3 separate regions of the Homo sapiens genome follow, and regions 1 and 2 are each linked to region 3. A link is an interaction called in ENCODE POLR2A ChIA-PET data of the cell type or tissue named here. Cell type or tissue: K562. All regions are shown on one strand.

What was found. ChIA-PET counts read pairs that join two places held together with the same protein. Peaks named below come from ENCODE experiments on the same cell type or tissue, not always from the same donor. Only the 100,000 strongest peaks of a DNase experiment are listed, where the experiment ranks them.
Region 1: POLR2A ChIA-PET joins it to region 3 with 6 read pairs; 2 of 35 experiments call an interaction of 5 or more read pairs at or near these places.
Region 2: POLR2A ChIA-PET joins it to region 3 with 6 read pairs; 1 of 35 experiments calls an interaction of 5 or more read pairs at or near these places.

What each region holds. Positions count from the first base shown.
Region 1 is chr22:22,833,858-22,836,357 of GRCh38, forward strand. The region is part of intron 3 of LOC105372948 (a long non-coding RNA gene); the gene reads right to left. It also overlaps IGL. Among named protein-coding and RNA genes, the nearest start is that of MIR650, 12 kb to the left of the region's middle. In K562, no CTCF peak of the experiment used is centred here; no DNase peak of the experiment used is centred here; H3K27me3 peaks cover 1,233 bases.
Region 2 is chr22:21,742,927-21,745,426 of GRCh38, forward strand. No RefSeq gene overlaps it. Among named protein-coding and RNA genes, the nearest start is that of YPEL1, 8.4 kb to the left of the region's middle. In K562, no CTCF peak of the experiment used is centred here; a DNase peak (open chromatin) is centred at 1,430; H3K27me3 peaks cover 1,797 bases.
Region 3 is chr22:22,477,282-22,479,781 of GRCh38, forward strand. It overlaps IGL. Among named protein-coding and RNA genes, the nearest start is that of ZNF280B, 30 kb to the right of the region's middle. In K562, no CTCF peak of the experiment used is centred here; DNase peaks (open chromatin) are centred at 1,294 and 1,559.

The DNA of each region.
Region 1 (2,500 bases), 360 kb after region 3:
TGCTTGGGCTGCAGTGAGGACAGATTTACTAAGTGCTGGTTGCTGTGTTTTGTCTTCTAGTGTGGGTACACACATCTAGAAAAGTTTTAAAGAAGATTGGGGAACCCCCACCCAGCACTGGTGGGACTTTGAGTTTGCTACGGTTGTGAACAGAACATGGAACAGAGGACAAGGTGGCCCCTCCTGAAGATGAGAGTTTTGCTTCTTGCTGGAAGTCCCTGGACTCCTGGAGTGTTCTCAGGGGACCTCTTAACAGGATCTCAAGGGAAAGAATCCAGGGTACTGGATCCACACAATCAACCTCACGGATTTCTGAGTAGGTCATTAACCTATCATGCCTTTAGCGTTATCTCAAATTATACATGGTATCATCTCAACTAATGTCTAAAACAATATACGGCATAGATATCTAAAGAACTAGTGGTACATGGAGGATGGCTTTCTACCTCTGAGCCCTAGAAGGGACTGTGGGCCTTGGTTTGGGGACTCTAATGACTCTAAGTCCCCTGGTAGTGCTCAAGTGCAAAGGGAATGACTGACGCTTTTTTTGAGGCCCCTTCTATTGTGTAAAATTTATTCTGTACTTGTGACACCCACCTGGTCCTTCTTCTGAACATGGGAAATTGCCAAGATGAAGTCTCCAGGCTAACGGCTCAGACAGGAGCTCAGATAAACATGCTGGGAAGTGGAGAGCAAATTGACATTCAAAGCTCCTCCCAACAAGCTTCAAGAAGAGGGTAACACAAGAAGTCCTTGTAACCAGGTTCCACGGGGCAGCCTCAAGCAGAGCTCTTGGAAGTCCCTCCCACCACGGTCTGGGTCTCCTTCTACCTCCTGCCCTTCATTTTCTCCACAGGTCAGAACATCCAGGGAATTCAGGGAAACCCTTTCACTGCTATTTCTCCACAAGCTCCAATCCTCAGGGGCATTCTTTCCAGTTCTCCCGAGCATTCGGCATCATTCATGAAATTCTATGTTTCCAGGTCTCTGTGCTCTGGCTGTGCTAACTCAGCCCCCGTCTGCATCTGCCTCACTGGGAGCCTCAGTCAAGCTCACCTGCACCCTGAGCAGTGAGCACAGTACCTACATCATCAAATGGTATCAACAGAGACCAGAGAGGTCCCCCTAGTATATAATGAAGTTTCACAGCGATGGCAGACACAGAAAGGAGGACAGGATCCCCAATTGCTTCTCGGGCTCCAGCTCTGGGGCTGACTGCTCCCTCACCATGTCCAACCTCCAGTCTGAGGACGAGGCTGAGTATCACTATGGAGAGAGCCACAAGATTGATGGCCAGGATGGGTGAGCCACACACAGTGACACAAAGGGAAAGTGAGGCCAAAACCCCCCACCTCCCCTTTCTCCTCAGGGACTCAGAGTCAGCAGTCACATGTCCCCTTCCAAGTCCCTGAGACTTCTGACTCTCCTCCTGCAGAGACACCCCTAGGCAGAGGCAGATGCAGGCCATGATTTAGGCCATTTTGACAACTCATCATTCTGTCTCCTCAACACCAGTCTGTGGGGACCATACTAGGAGAGACCAGAGCAGCCCAGGCAGAAGGACCCTGAGAGAGTGGCCAGGCTGAGATGACCGTGTCCCAGTGTCTCACTGTGCCCTGTGCTCCCTTACCGGGCTCTGCCCCAGGAAAGGACATGGATCTTGACCTGTCACCCCCCATTTATGAGAGTTCAATGTGTGTGCATCCTCGTTAGCACTTGATATTGTCAGTTTTTCCTTAAAGTCTTTCAGATAGAGCTGTAGCGATATCTAATTATGTTTTTAACTTTTATTTCTTTAATGACTTATTATGCTAAGTATCTTTTCAGGTACTTATCTGTGCTTTGTATGTCTTCTTTGGTGAAATATTTAATCAAATCTTTGCATTTTTAAAATTCAGGTTTCTCAGGTTCACATTTCCTCATGTATTTGTATGAGTTTATATGCATGCATGTGTGTCTATGCATTCCATTCTGTGTGATTTCCCAACATGTATCAGCACAGGTATCCACCACTACAATCAAGACACAAACCAGGTCCATCACAACATTTCCTGGTGTTTCCCTTTGATAATATCTACCTCCTCCCACCCAGTTCCCTCCCTTGCCCAACCCTGGCAACCACTGATTTGGTTCCCTATTCCTAAAATTTTGTCTTGCAAAAACGTGATACAAATACAACCCTATTGTAGTAGACAGACTTTGGGGTTGGAATTTTTTACTTAGCATCATTCCCTATAAAGTCATTGGAAAGGTGTGTGTATCAATAGTCAGTTCCTTTCAATTGCTGAGCAGTATCTCTTGGTATTAGTTTAACAAAACCTGATGAATTACTCACCCACCGAAGGGTATCTGGATTGTTTTCAGTTTGGAGCTACTACACCTGAGGGTGCTACGAACATCAGTTTGTATGTTTCTTGTGAACATAAGTATTCAGTTCTTTGAAATGAAGGTCCAATATTATAATTGCTGTGTCATACACTAATTAGGTCTTTAGTTTTCT
Region 2 (2,500 bases), 730 kb before region 3:
GCAGAGGTAGCAATGAGCCCAGATAGTGCCATTGCACTCCAGCCTGGGCGACAGAGGGAAGCTCTGTCTCAAAAAAAAAAAAAAAAAAAAAAAGTTTCTATGTTGCCCAAGCTGGTCTTGAACTCCTGGGCTCAAGTGATCCTCCCACTTCAGCCTCCCAAAGCACTAGGATTACAGGTGTGAGCCACTATACCTGGCTTTTTTTTTTTTTTTAATTAGCTGGGTGTGTAGCACATGCCTGTAGTCCCAGCTACTTGGAAGGCTAAGTTGGAAAGATGGCTTCAGCCCAGGAGTTCAAGGCTGTAGTGAGCTATGATTGTGCCACTGCATTCCAGCCTGGGCAACAGAGCAAGACCTGTCTCTTAAAAAGAAAAAGAGAGATTGGCCGGATGCGGTGGCTCACGCCTGTAATCCCAGCACTTTGGGAGGCCAAGGCGGGTGGATCACAAGGTCAGGAGATTGAGACCATTCTGGCCAACATGGTGAAACCCTGTCTCTACTAAAAATACAAAAATTAGCTGGGCGTGGTGGCTCGCATCTGTAGTTTCAGCTACTCAGGAGGCTGAGGCAGGAGAATTGCTTGAACCCAGGAGGCAGAGGCTGCAGTGAGCCGAGAGCGCACCACTGCACTCCAGCCTGAATGACAGAGTGAGACTCCATCTTAAAAAAAAAAAAAAAGAGAGAGAGAGACAGATTAGGACACAGACACGCACAGAGGTATGACCATGTGAGCACACAGGGAGAAGACGCCATCAACAAGCCAGGGAGAGAGGCTGCAGAAGAAACAAACCCTTCTGATGCCTTGACCTTGGACTTCCAGCCTCCAGGACTATGACAAAATAAATTCCTGCTGTTCAAGCCGCCCAGTCTGTGGTACTTTGTTACAGCAGCCCAAGCTGACTAATATACTGGATTTTGGGGGTAGAAAGATACTTACAGCAACTCTCCTCAAGGGTCGCCCAGCCTGCCTTCCACCCAAATCCTGCCTAAATCCTTCGGGTTGGCCAAAATTAAGCTGCTTGCCTTGGTGTAACTTCAGCGCGGGCTAGTAGAATTGCTGTGGACAGACAGGGAACTTAACCTCCTGGGTGCCAGTGGTCTCCTCGGCCAAGTGAGAGGCCGTGCTGTGCGGAGTGCCCTCCAGAGCCCCTGGAGTCTAAAGTTCTGTGACTTGCTAAGACTTTCCTTTATGATTGGAAAGCCCATTAGGAAGCAGGCAGGTGCTGTTGGCATAGCAACCACAAGCCGTCTTATGTTCTTTCCAAATTAAAAATTTTCCAGCTTTAGAACTGAGGAGAGAAAGATGTAAGAGCAGAGATGAAATTAAGTTATTGATGGAAGCGGTTGCCATGGCATTGTGCTGTCCTTGGAGTCTGCCAGCTGCCACTTGATTTCTCCATTTTTCGTGCAAACGAAGGAGTCCAAGAGAAGATAAGGACCAGCCTCCCACAGTGAGGGAGAAAAACAAAACATATGTGTTCATTAGAAAGAGTTGACTCATGATGGGAACCTAAACAATATTTTAAGAGTAGCAGCTGGGCGCAGTGGCTCACACTTGTAATCCCAGCACTTTGGAAGGCTGAGGTGAGCAGATCACGAGGTCAGGAGTTCAAGACCAGCCTGGCCAACATGGTGAAACCCCATCTCTACTAAAAATACAAAAATTAGCCGGGCTTGGTGGTGCATGCCTGTAATCCCAGCTACTCAGGAGGCTGAGGCAGGTGAGTCCCTTGAACCTAGGAGGCAGAGGTTGCAGTGAGCTGAGATTGTGCCATTGCACTCCAGCCTGGGCAACAAAGCCAGACTCCATCTCAAAAAGCAAGCAAACAAACAAACAAAAACAGAGTAGCTATACACCCAATGTGCAGGCCTTCTCAAAACTTACGTGAATCACCTGGGGATTTTGTTAAAATGTGGTTGCTAAAATGGTAAGTCTGGGGTGTGGCCTGAGATTCTGCATTTTAGGCCGGGCACGGTAATCCCGCCTGTAATCCCAGCACTTTGGGAGGCCAAGGTGGGCAGATCACTTGAGGTCAGTAGTTCGAGACCAGCCTGGCCAATATGACAAAGCCCCGCCTGTACTAAAGTACAAAAAAATTAGCCAGGCATGGTGCCACATACCTGTGGTCTCCTCAGCTACTCGGGAGGCTGAGACATGAGGATTGCTTGAACCTGGGAGGCAAAGGTTGCAGTAAGTGGAGATTGCGCCACTGCATGCCAGCCTGGGTGGTGCAATCTTGGCTCTGTCTTAAAAAAAAAAAAAGATTCTGCATTGTATTGTATTGTATTATTTATTTATTTTTGAGACAGGGTTTCACTCTGTTGCCCAGGCTGGAGTGCAGTGGCACAATCACCGCTCACTGCAACCTTCGCCTCCCAGGCTCAAGTGATCCTCCTGCCTCAGCCTCCTGAGTAGCTGGGACCACAGGTGTGCACCACCACACCTGGCTATTTTTTTTTGCATTTTTTGTAGAGATGGGGTTTTGCCATGTTGGCCAGG
Region 3 (2,500 bases):
AGTCAGGAGTTTGAGACCAGCCCGGCCTACATGGTGAAACCCTGTCTCTACTAAAAATACAAAAAATTAGCCGGGCATGGTGGCAGGTGCCTGTAGTCCCAGCTACTTGGGAGGCTGAGGCAGGAGAACTGCTTGACCCCTGGAGGCAGAGGTTGCAGTGAGCCGAGATTGCGCCATTGAACTCCAGCCTGGGCAGCAGAGTGAGACTTTGTCTCAAAAAAAAAAAAAAAAGCATCCTATGAAAAAAATGAAATTATTACCTTTTTATTCATATATTGAAATAACTTCCAAAAAGGCTTATGCCAATTGAAACTCCTTTTAATACATCCTCACTGACAGTAAACATTACAATTTATATAATATTCATCAGTACGCTACCATTGCTTTAATTCCCATTTTTGTTTTTGCTATGGAGACTAAATATTTTGCATTTATTTACCAATCAGCTATATTTATTCTTTGTGAAATGGACAGGGATTTTTTTCTTTACAACAATTTTATAATAGTGCATTAGAGATTTGTCTTAGTAATCTTTTTTTTTTTGAGATGGAGTCTGGCCCTGTCACCCAGGCTGGAGTGCAATGGTGCGATCTCAGCTCACTGCAACCTCCACCTGCTGGGTTCAAATAATTCTCCTGCCTCAGCCTCCCAAGTAGCTGGGATTACAGGTGCCCACCACCATCATGCCCAGCTAATTTTTGTATTTTTAGTAGAGATGGGGTTTCACCACATTGGCCAGGCTGGTCTCGAACTCCTGACCTTGTGATCTGCCCACCTTGGCCTCCCAAAGTGTTGGAATTACAGGCGTGAGCCAACACACCCGGCCCCCGATTTTTCTTAGTAATCTTTGGAAACACTTCAGAAATATTTTTAATTAGCCCTTTCATAATCTCAGGCTATAATTTTCCTGTTTATATGCCATAAAATGTGAACATGTTACACCGTCAAATAAAAAAAGCAAGGTGCAGAAGACTGTGCATAATATAAATCAGTTATTTAAAAAAAAGAAAAGAAAAAATAAGAAACTATCTGAAAGGCTAAAAAAAGAATCTGAGTTGTTACTTTTTCGATGTTTGAAGAATGTGAATATATTATATACTCAACATTTTAAAATAAATGAACTTTAAAAAGAATCCTCTCAAAATGGTGTCAGCCACAATGGCACACCAGAGAGTGGGAAGGCAACACAATGACCATTAACTCAGTTTTAGCTGCCTTCCTTGTATCATAAAAACTTCTAATGTTCCATTTTCCCTGTGGTAACTTCCAAGATGGCCTCCAGTGATTCCCCACCCTCTGGTATTCCTATCTGTATATGGTCCATTCCCACATAGCATCAGGGTTGCTCTGGGTGACCAAGAGTATACAACAGAGTGAAGTTATTTTACCTCCAAGGCTATTATAAAAAACATTGCAATGCCTTCCTTGTTCTCTTTTGGATCACTCATTCTGTAGGAAGCCAGCTGACATGTCATGAGGACCATATGACAAGGAACAGAGGGAGGCCTCCTGCCAATACCCAAGTGAGTTTGAAAGCCCTAGTCAAGCCTTTCACATGATATGGCCCCAGTCAACATCTTAACTGCAACCTCATGAAAGAAGCTGAGACAGCACCACTCAGTTAAGTGACCCCAAATTCCTGACCCTCGGAAACCATGAGATAACAAATAGTGGTGGTTTTAGTTGATAAGTTTGCAGTAATATATTATACAGCAATAGGTAACTAATACAGATTTTAGTACCTGGAAGGGAGGTGCTGGTGTAATACCTAAAATGTAGGAGTGGCTTTGAAACTGGGCAGTGGGCAGAAGCTAAAAAATCTTCAAGGAGATTGTCAGTGCAAGCCTTAGTAGAAAACTGGACTCTGAGAAGGCTCTGGTGTAGCTTAAAATGAAGTGAGGAACATGTTATTAGAAAATTGAGCAAGGGGTTACGTAGTTACGTAGTGGCAGAAAGTTTAGTGACTATCACCTAGTCAGGTGAAAGTAGAAAATGTACCTGAGTCATCTAATTGAGATTTCCAGCCAGAATGCTGAAAGTGCTGATTGGTTTCTTCTTGCTACTTATAGTAAAATCTGAGGGGACAGAAACAAGCTAAGGGAAGAAGTGTTAAACAAAAAAGAGCCAAGAGCCAGTACCTGCTGGTTTTGAAAATTCCCAGTCTTTCCAGATGGCAAAAGATGCTAAAATTAACTGCTCCCAAGCAAAGGTTATATCCAGGGCACTAAAGAAAGGTGCAGAAATATGAAAGATGAGGGTAAAAATCCTTTTTACTTTTTCTTTGAGACAGAGTTTCACCCAGGCTGGAGTGTAACGGCTTGATCTCAGCTCACGGCAACCTCTGCCTCCCAGGTTCAAGTGATTCTCCTGCCTCGGCCTCCCGAGTAGCTGGAGTTACAGGTGCAGGCCACCATGCCCAGCAAATTTTTTTTTTTTTTTTTTTTTTTTTTTTTTAGTAGAGACGGAGTTTCACCATGTTGGCCAGGCTGGTCTTGAACTC